Linked DNA regions of Mus musculus: all the other regions are linked to region 1. Evidence: chromatin loops called from intact Hi-C (ENCODE). Cell type or tissue: left cerebral cortex. All regions are shown on one strand.

What was found. Peaks named below come from ENCODE experiments on the same cell type or tissue, not always from the same donor. Only the 100,000 strongest peaks of a DNase experiment are listed, where the experiment ranks them.
Region 2: it touches region 1 in a loop (2.5-fold over the local background); 11 of 42 quality-filtered maps call a loop at or near these places.
Region 3: a loop joins it to region 1, with 2.0 times the contacts of the local background. A loop is called at or near these places in 5 of 42 quality-filtered maps.
Region 4: a loop joins it to region 1, with 3 times the contacts of the local background. A loop is called at or near these places in 6 of 42 quality-filtered maps.

What each region holds. Positions count from the first base shown.
Region 1 is chr1:36,063,637-36,066,136 of GRCm38, reverse strand. Gm39624 (a long non-coding RNA gene) reads left to right here. Exons shown (of 3, transcript XR_865341.2): 1 at 1-501. Among named protein-coding and RNA genes, the nearest start is that of Gm39624, 1.4 kb to the left of the region's middle. In left cerebral cortex, a CTCF peak has its summit at 1,057; a DNase peak (open chromatin) is centred at 1,060; H3K4me3 peaks cover 937 bases; H3K27ac peaks cover 1,159 bases.
Region 2 is chr1:36,251,533-36,254,032 of GRCm38, reverse strand. No RefSeq gene overlaps it. Among named protein-coding and RNA genes, the nearest start is that of Gm39625, 8.5 kb to the right of the region's middle. In left cerebral cortex, a CTCF peak has its summit at 1,000 (motif pointing right); a DNase peak (open chromatin) is centred at 1,018.
Region 3 is chr1:35,739,630-35,742,129 of GRCm38, reverse strand. No RefSeq gene overlaps it. Among named protein-coding and RNA genes, the nearest start is that of Gm25634, 21 kb to the left of the region's middle. In left cerebral cortex, no CTCF peak of the experiment used is centred here; a DNase peak (open chromatin) is centred at 1,436.
Region 4 is chr1:34,890,671-34,893,170 of GRCm38, reverse strand. It overlaps the pseudogene Gm19430. Among named protein-coding and RNA genes, the nearest start is that of Plekhb2, 42 kb to the right of the region's middle. In left cerebral cortex, a CTCF peak has its summit at 1,417; DNase peaks (open chromatin) are centred at 1,013 and 1,404.

The DNA.
Region 1 (2,500 bases):
CTTGCAAGAACGAGCTAAAACAATCGTTCCACAAAAGTGAAAACGAAGGTCTAGAGCTCTCCAGAGCTAGACAAATTCTCTCACTCTGTTCCCTGGCCGTGTGGCGTCCAGCCTGTGTTCATCTCTGTTCCCCCGGGGCCAGAGGAAAAAGCGGAGGGTCAGTGCACTAGGCTTTACTGCCAAGAGACCCACCTATGCTTGGCTGCCCCTAAGGGAAAACGGAAGTCTGACAAGAGCAGAAGAGTCTGGCATAGGTACCCAGTGGGTGGTTGTCCCTGTGACAAACTGCAGAGGTAGCCATAGCACACTGGCTCAGGGATTGACATCTCATCAAGAGAAGCTGCTTCCTCAAACTTCATTCTTGCCAGAACGGTTGAAGAGCCCCCTCCTCAGCCAGGAAGCCCCTCTCTTTCCTAAATTCTCACAGAGAAGGTTTTGCCTACTCTCCCTATTTATAAGAAGCCCAGCAGGTGCAACTTGATACTCCGGAGGAGGCAATTGGTGAGTGGGAACTACCCGGAAGTCAAATCCCCCGTCTTAGGTCAAGGAGTGAGGCTTTGTAGCCCGACTAGCCAGTCTTCACCAGGCTCTTTCCCCTGAAAAACTGGCAGAAATGTGACACCAAGGGTTTGCTGTGGATTGCCCGTGAGGTCGATGAGGCTTGTCTGTCACCGGGACTCGTGCGGGTTCTATTTGTTGTTCCTTTTCTCTCCCTGGTAGCCAAGGCTCCCTCCATAGTCCTAGGAATGCACATGAAAAGGAGAAACCCCTATAAATGTTTGCTGGAGGGAGTACCCAGCCTCGGGGTTTGCATCTACTTTGTTCCTACTTTTGTCCTCAGACTGCATACTTCAGAGCTCTGAGCTAATACGGAGGAAAAAGAAAAGGATGGCTAGTGGTAGGATGTGAATGAAAACGTGTTACCATACTTCTGTTTGGAGAAAAGATTAAGCCAGCGAACATAATTCCCTACCCATCATGTGTCCTTATAGTCTGAGAACCAAGAGATCAATTCCTCCCTCCTCCCCCTTATCCCCGGCGTGCAGTCCCGCGGGCGGACACGCGGGGGCACAGACACCGGCTTCTCCCTCATTCAGCAGTTGACATTGTAAAATTGGGGGATTTTCCACACTTGCTTCGCTGGTTCTCCTTCGGCTGTCTGCCCATTGTTTCTGAAGGAGTGGAGGGGCAGTCACGTTGCCTTTAGAGCCTCCCCTGGGGCTGCAGGCAGGGAGCAGAGAGAGGTTTTGCTTAAGGACAAACTTTTAAAGGTGACTTGGTGAAGCCATGGCTAATGGACTGAGTCCAGAGCTGCTACTGTGGGGACCAGGGGAGCCGAGCTGGGCCACTCTCGTGGACCTGAGCCCACCAGTTCCCGTAGACCGCGTCTGCTCCATGGACTGTCTGTTGTCTGAAGGGTACTTTCTTGGAGTCCCCAGCACCTTCTACCAAACAGCCTTTTCTCCTATTCCCTTCCCTCCCGTGACAGAATTGTGCTGTGGCCAGGTGGACCCCCTACTCCAGAACTTTGTAATACCCTCCTGCAAAGGCCTGCCAAGGAGAACATAGGCGATTTAGTTGTTCTCTAAAAAGACTCCACTACCAAGGGATTGAAGAACTCAGACCTAATTGTGGCCACCAGAGCTCCTGGGACTGTCCCTTCCTTTACCGGAGAGTCTCAAGAGTCTCCTCCATGCTGGAGGCCACCCCCAAGAAGTCGCTCATCTTCCCTGCCCAGAGACTGCCTGCTGTGTAAGAGGACTACAGTCCTTCCTGACTGGCTCTGTTTCCAGCCGTGGCCACTTCATTTCAGGCCCCTCTTTCTCTTGCCCTTCCCAGGGCACATCTCTGAGACTTACCTGGTGGTCCCACAGTGGCAGGCTGGGCAAGGCAGATTCCTATAGCTTGATGGAACATGGGCAGACATACTGTTACCCAGAAGGGTTTTGCCTGTCTGTGCATGGGTGCATTCGCTTGCATGTATGTGTGAGTGTTGTATGTGTGTGTGTATTATCCACATATGTGTGTAAGTGAGCATGCATATGTTTGTATGTGAAGGTCAGGGGATGACAACTTGTGTATCTTCCTTGATGTCTGTTTTATTTACTGAGTCTCTGCTGTTCCTGGACTTTTGCTAACCCGGCTAACAATCCCTGGTTCTGGGCATCTCCTTTATCTGCATCCCAGGACCGTGATTACAGGCAGTCCACCACACCCGCCTGGTTTTTATTTGGACTCAGGGGATCCAAACTCTGGCCCTCATATTTGTACAGCAGTGCTTTATCTGCTAAGCCATGGCCCTAGACCCCTGGCTGGTCCTTTCTGCTTGGAACATCTGCCAGGACCTGCCTCCAGAGAGAGAGAGAGAGAGAGAGAGAGAGAGAGAGAGAGAGAGAGAGAAAGAGAGAGAGAGTGGGAGGCCTCCTACCAGCTTCCTGCCATGGCTTTTCTTTTTCCAGAAGGAGCCCTGACCCAGCTGGGGTAGGGGGAGTCATGGAAG
Region 2 (2,500 bases), 190 kb before region 1:
AGACCCTCCCTATGAATACACACACACACACACACACACACACACACACACACACACATCTTTTAATAAACTTTAGCTCTGCTTCATGCTGTCTTGTCCTGAAGTTCTTCCCTGTGATGACTCCGGGGATCCAATTTTAGTGGAGCTGAAGTCCCTAAAAGAACTTCACTCTGCTACAGTGTCAGAATGGAGCTGTGTCTCTGTCCCAGCTGCCACTGAGAGTTTGTCATGGATGTGGAGGCTGGGGAAATGCTCAGCGGGTAAAACACTTGTCTCCCTGTGATGACCTGAGTTCCTTTCCCTAGAATCTACATAAAGCTGGCTGCAGGAGTGCACTGCCCCATGGGAGAATGGGAGGTGGGCATGGAAGAATCCACAGAAACTAATAAGCTGGCTAGCCTGGTCCACATAGTGGAAAACAATAAAGACACTGTCTCAAAAAGTGTTAGTTGAGTTTTCCACATGTGGACATCCTCTGGCTTCTAAACATACAGACACAGACAGACAGACAGACAGACAGACACACACACACACACAGAGAGAGAGAGAGAGAGAGAGAGAGAGAGAGAGAGAATGAACGAATGTTTGAATGAATGAATGAATGAATGAATGAATGTGAATTCTGGAATTCTGGCTCAGGAACAGATTCTGCAGCCTCACACAAAGTCCTCAATATAGAAGATACCTTTTCACCTTTCTAGTATCTACTTTGCCCTGTTGATGGCCACACAGAATCTCTCGTGTGCCACTGCACACCTATGCACACCCACTTGCCTGTTCACACCAAAGATGGTCAGTTCTTTGACTTCCTCGTGTACACAGTACTTTCCTTTAGGTACCTGAACACCTGGAGGAATCATAAACTCTCATGAGAACAGAAAATATTGCCTTCGGGTGTCAGGGTAAGGACTACAACTAAATCTTCCCCAAACAACCCCACTCAGGGCTTACTTAGCCGGGAAGAACCCTGTGCTGGGTTCTCCACTAGCCCTGTGTCAGTTACTCACTCTGGCCTCTAGGGGGCTCCCTAGGAACACAGACAAGAAGCCATCGTATCTGTTCCTTCAGACAAGAGTCTAAATGTGAACGAATGGACATGGTTTGGTAACCCACAAAAGTAACACATTGTGGAGGAGGAGAAGCCGTATCTCATCAGAGGATGATAATCTGTGAGCCATGGGGATCAATGGAAACTCCGAGTGACCAGCAGTCCTTGAGAACAAGCTTCATACATCATCTCTGGTCACCTCTGGGTAAGACTGTCCATTTTAATCAATCAATCAATCAATCAATCAATTTGGTTTGCACGTGGATATGTGCACACTGGTGTGGTCATACATGTGTAGAGGCTGGAGGTGGACTTCAGGGCGTCATCTTCATTCACTTTCCACTTTCATTTTTTATTTTATTTTATTTTTTGAGGCTGTCTCACTAAATCTAAAACGGGCTGTTTAGTTAGACTGGCTGGCCAGCAAGTCCCCAGGAAATGCTTGTCTCTTCCCCTAGTGCTGGGGTTACAAGCATACAACATGCCTGACTCTTAACTGCGTGCTGGGACCCAAGCTCAGGACTCCACACTTGTGCGCCAAGCATCTTACACATGGAGCCATCTCCTAGCCGGGAAGACTGGGATGCAGGCCATCTGGTCCCCTCAAGCTTCGTCACCGCCAGTATTCATCTAGTTGATGGTCACAACCAGATAGACTTCTGACTGCTGAATCTGTATTTTTGCCCCACCCTAGAACCATCTCACCAGTCACAGAGTCAGTAATTTAAAAACATATTTTGCACGCCTGCTTTCTTTTCTTTTCCAATTGCTTTGTTAGTTCCATGACAGGGTCTGGCCTCATAGCACTATCTAAATTGGTCAGTCAGTCAATGGCTTAGGAAGTAAAGGCACTTGCCACCAAACCTGCTATCTGAGTTAGATCCCGCGGACCAACATAGGAGGTGGACAGCTGAGCCCCATGAGTGGTCCTCTGACCTCCACACATGTGCAGGTTGCATGGGCAAGCACATACACAAAATAAAGAAAGAAATGTCAAAAGAAACCCTTGTATAATGTTTCATGCAAGTTAACAATTTTGTGTTGGATCAAATTCATAGCTCCCCCTCAGCTGCTTCCGTTTTCCAGAGAAACCACACTTTACCGCCACCCATAGTACAGAGGAGCGGGGTGGGGGTTGGGGGGGTGGGGGTGGGGGGTGGTGTTTCACGGAGGCTAAGCAAGCCCCGTGCTCTTTAGCTGTACCCAGAAGTCCAAACACACATCATTTTAATATCACTGAGTTGCTATAGCAAACTTCGGTGTCTCAGAGGACCTGGGTCCTTTGTTATTCAGTAACCACGCCCCCTGCTGTGGCTTTTCCCAGCAGACACAGCAATCTCTGCGGGCACCAGGTGTGAGGCTGACAGTTCCAGCTGTGTCCAAGGTCCAGCTGCGGAGCCTCCCTTCCCATAGCTTATTTAACAGGGCCTTATCCATGTTCTAATTAGGAGG
Region 3 (2,500 bases), 320 kb after region 1:
TCCTTCCCATCCTCCTGCCTAGTCCCTTATGAGATACCTAACCTCTGTGGATCTTCTAAATGAAATGAAGCATGCCTAGCTAAAGCTTAAAAGCTAGCATCCATAGATAAGAGAAGACATACAATATTTATCTTTCTGAATCTGGGTTATCTCTCTTGGGATGACTTCTTTCTAGTTGCTCCCACTTACCTACAAATTTCACAATTTTATTTCTCTTAATAGCTGAATAATATTCTGTCATGGAACTGTACCACATTTCCATTCATCTGTCAGTTAGGGGGCATATAAGCTATTTCCAGTTTCTGGACATTATGTATAGACTAGCAATGTACATGGATGGGCAAGTGGTATCTTTTGAGTATATGTTCAATGATGGTATCTTAGTTACTATTCTATTGTGACAAAATGTTATGGCCAAAGTAACCTATAAAAGGAAGGGTTTATTTTGGGTTTACAGTTCCAGAGGAATAAGAATCCATCACCATCCCGGCAGATAGCATGAGAGCCGCCAGGTAGGCACAGATATGCGTAACCATAGGTTTTGCCTTGTCACCTCTTTGTGCCCTGAAATAATGACTCTGAGACTTCTTATATATGAACAAATGCCTAGGCTAAAAGCCTTGGATCATTCCCTAACTAGCTCATAACTTAATCCTCTCGTTATTCTATTCTAAGTTCTGCTCTGTGGCTGGTTACATGATCTTCAATTCACATGACTGTTTTCCTCCGTGTTTAGGCCGAATCTCCTTCCAGCACCCATCTCTCTCCTAGAATCTTCTATCTCTCTCTATACTTGATGTCCCTCTTTTTAATCTTGCTTCAGCTCACTAGTCAATCAGCTTTTTATTAACAGGTGAATCTTCCACACAGTGCACAGGATTTTATCCCTACAGCTCTGAATACACATCAACCTACAAACAGAAAGGCAATACTAACTCAAAGTGTTAGGAGCCTTTTGAAACCTTACCTTGCCACCCTGCCCCAGTGACATACTTCCTCCAGCAAGGCCACACCTCCTAATCCTACCCAAGTAGGCACCATCTGGAGACCAAATATTGAAATGCTTGAGATCTACGAAGGACATCTTACTCAAGCCACCAAAGATGATACAGTGGTTGATCTATTTTCAACCTTTTGAGGAACCTCCACACTGCTGTTCATAGAGGCTGTCCAAGTTTGTACTTCCACCAGCAATAATAAGTATTCCCCTCTCCCCACCTCATCAATATCACCAGAATTTTTGTATTTATGCTTATGAGAGATATTATATATAATTTCATTATTTTTTGTTGAGTCTCTGTGTGGTTTTGCTACTGAGGTTATGGTGACTTCACCAAAAGAATTTAGGAGTTTTTCTTCGGTTTGGATTTTCTAGACTGATTTAAGGAGTTCTGGTGTTGGTTAGTTCTACTTCAAAGGTCTAGTGGAATTCTGCACTGAATCCATCTGCTCCTGGGCTTTTTTTAGTTTAAAGTTACTGCTGTTTTTCCCCCACTAAGAGTTATATGTCTTTTAAACTGTTGCTTCCATCTTGATTTAACTTTGTTACCAAAGTTAATTTGGATATATTGAGAATCTCATCCATTTATTTTAGCTTTCCCAATTTGGTGGAGTATAGATTTTTAAAAGTTGTTCTGTTGGTGTATATCCATTGGAAGATTTATTTTCTTAAGACATAAATGTAAATTATTCCCACAAAATTCTTTGAAATATATTCCCCTTGCTAATAGAAAACATATATTTTCAGATGATACATATTTTATAGTTGATACAATATTATAAATGGTGTCCTTATGATCTTGGAATTTTCTCAGTGTATCCTTTTTCTTAACACTAGTTTTAGAAACTTGTAGCCTTTCTGTCTTTAGGTTAATATGGCTAGAGTCTTGTCCATCTTGTTAATTTTTTTCAAAGAACCAATTCTATGTTTCATTGGCTCTTTGTGTTAATTTTTTGTTTATATTTTATTAGGTTCATCCCTGAGTTTTCTTTTCATCTACTCTTTTTTTTTCCTCTTTCCAACCTACAATATCTACACAGTTTGTATAGTTCAGGATTCTCTAGCTCATCTGCTCTATGTGGTTGTTGTGTCTTCTTTATCTAAAGGTTTCAAGTGCATCATAAAGTCATTAACACAGGACATCATTAAATCATTAATGCAGGGTCTCCTGAGTGTTTTGATGCAGACACTTAATGTTATAAAATTTCCTCTTAGAATGCCCTTCATTGTGTCCCATAGTTTTGATATGGAATGTTTCATTTGCATTTGTTTCTAAAACGTTTTTAGTTTCCTTGTTGATTTTGACCTTGACTCAGTTTTCACTCTGTGGTGAGTCATTCAGTGCCCATGAAGCTTCTGCATGTTTGGCTTGTTTCTGCATGTTTCTATTATTATTGATATTCAGCTTTAATCCATGGTGGTCAGATAAGATGCAGGGTGTAATTTTAATTTCCCTATATTTGTTAAGACTTTCTTTGTATCCTACTGTATGATCAATTT
Region 4 (2,500 bases), 1.2 Mb after region 1:
CACACACTGTTGCTGAGCAAGCTCCCACCCAGGCCTAGCTTACAGCAGCCGCTTACAAAACATCTGGGGAGGAAATGAGGGTGTCAGCAGATGAGAGGTGAGGTAGATGGGTACATGGGTAGATGGACGGATAAATTGATAAATGAATATCCTAAGACATAAAGTGAAGAAGTCCTTGATTTACTTCTGGTCACAACTTCTATCTAGTTCAGTGCAAAAGACTGGTGTTCAGGTCTTCCATTCACGGCTACAGTAGATCATCGGCCCTTTTATACTCTTTGAGTGCCCTAGGTACCGTGCCTGCAGACCCCATCTGGCCAGCAAGCAGAAAGAAAACTCAAGTCCATGTAGGCAGCCTACATGGATGTGGAAGGGGTGTGCCTGGATGTGGAAGGGGTGTGCCTAGAAAGGTCAGCCTGGTTTCTGCATGGCCACATCTAGCCAGAGCCCTGAGATGCAGCTGTCCAAGCTCCCATAGGAGACCTTCCAGTACAAAGGGCAAAGCCTGCCATGATAGCTGCACATCTCAGGCATCCGCACCGGTGACAAGATTGATAGTTTAGGTAGAAGTGAAAGAATGCTTAGATGCCGGCAGTCAGCAGCAGGCAGCAGGAGATCTAGGGCAGGGAGGATAGATAAGCCCACCAGGGGATTCATACTCTCTAACAGGCACATATTTTGTAGGACATGTACTCTGTGAAGCATGTATTCTCTGCGGACGCAGGTTCACACTGGACTTGTCTTCTCGGCTGTAAACTTCTCTGAGCGGTTGCCTTGGATTAAGCATTACATTAGCCTTCACCTCTCCCTGCTATCCCCCACCCCGCCAGATGCTGTGGTCATGTACTTCATAAAAGGTGCTTCTGGAACTGGGGAGGATACCCAGTGGGGAACAGAGAGAGCTTGTTTCTTCTTTCTCTAAAACTCTTCTTATCTCTGTACTCCACTGAACAAGCCGCTGCCTCCTCCGGCTAGTGACCACGTTCCCTGACAGCCTCTATGTCCTACATAGCACATAGCAATGAAAACAACCAGATCTAGGCCATTCGCAAACTGGCACAGGCCAACCTCAGACTGGCAGTAAAAAAAACCTCACTGTCCACCCATCTTAGGGTCTGCCTCAACACCGGTGTGACAGAAAATGGCGAGAAGAGACCCTGAGTCTTAGGACTTCGCATGCCCTCCTTTTGCTGAACACCTCATCCACCAGATACCTAAAACGTCCGCAATAGACAGGCTGTTTTTTGAGGGTGGGGAGGGGTGCACAATTCAGGTAAGGAGCACGAATGCAGGGAGGTGCTCACCCTTTATGCCTCTCCTTGTGTGCTAAGCCTCCAGCTCAGCCCTCGCCACTTATCAGGTTTAGCTGAGGCTGGGTGACAAGAAGAGACTTTTCCTGGGGCCACCCTGACACCCAGTGGCGGCTCCCAGTAGCAGCAGCTGACTGGAAGAACAGTAAATGCAGAAAATTCTATGCTACAGGAGAGAGAAGCCTTCCCGAAACCAGTTTCTCCAACTTAACTTGCAATGGAACTGTGCGGAGGGCTGGCTTGGATTCAAATCCAATGGGTTCTCAGGGATTTCAGGGCTATGGGGCTGGCATCCCTGGGAACCGCGGGCCAACAAGGGCAATGGAGAGGCTAGAGGAGAAAAATCTGTATGCCTGCAGGATGCCTGGGAGGTGAGATTAGTTCACATAGAGGAGGAAACTGAGGTGAGAGGCCCAAGCTGCTTGCCCCGGTCTAGAAAAGCAACGGAGAATTGAATTCAGTTCCCCAGAAAGTACGCCTGCCCCACTGTGGGCCTTCCAGCAGATTCCACTGTAGCTTTCACAGGTGAATGGTGGCACCTTCTTTTTATTTTTTATTAGGTATTTTCTTTATTTACATTTCAAATGTTATCCTCTTTGCTAGTTTCCCCTCCAAAAATCCCCTATCCCCTCCCCGCTCCCCCTGCTCCCCAACCCACCCACTCCCATCCCTGGTCCTGGCATTCCCCTACACTGGGGCATAGAGCCTTCACAGGACCAAGGGCCTCTCCTCCCATTGATGAACGACTAGGCCATCCTTTGCTACATATATAGCTAGAGCCACAAATTCTACCATGTGTTTTCTTTGATTGGTGATATAGTTCCAAGGAGCTCTGGGGGTACTGGTTAGTTCATATTGATGTCCCTCCTATGGGGCTTCAGTCCCCTTCAGCTCCCTGGGTATTTCTCTGGCTCCTTCATTAGGGACCTTGTGCTGCGTCCGATGGATGACTGTGAACATCCACTTCTGTATTTGCCAGGCACTGGCAGAGTCTCTCAGGAGACAGCTATATCAGGCTCCTGTCAGTAGGCTCTTGTTGGCATCTGCCTAGTGACTGGATTTGGTGGTTGTTTATGGAGTGGATCCCAGGGTGGGGCAGTCTCTGGATGGTCGTTCCTTCAGGCTCTGCTCCGAACTTTGTCTCTACAACTCCTTCCATGGGTATTTTGTTCCTCATTCTAAGAAAGAAC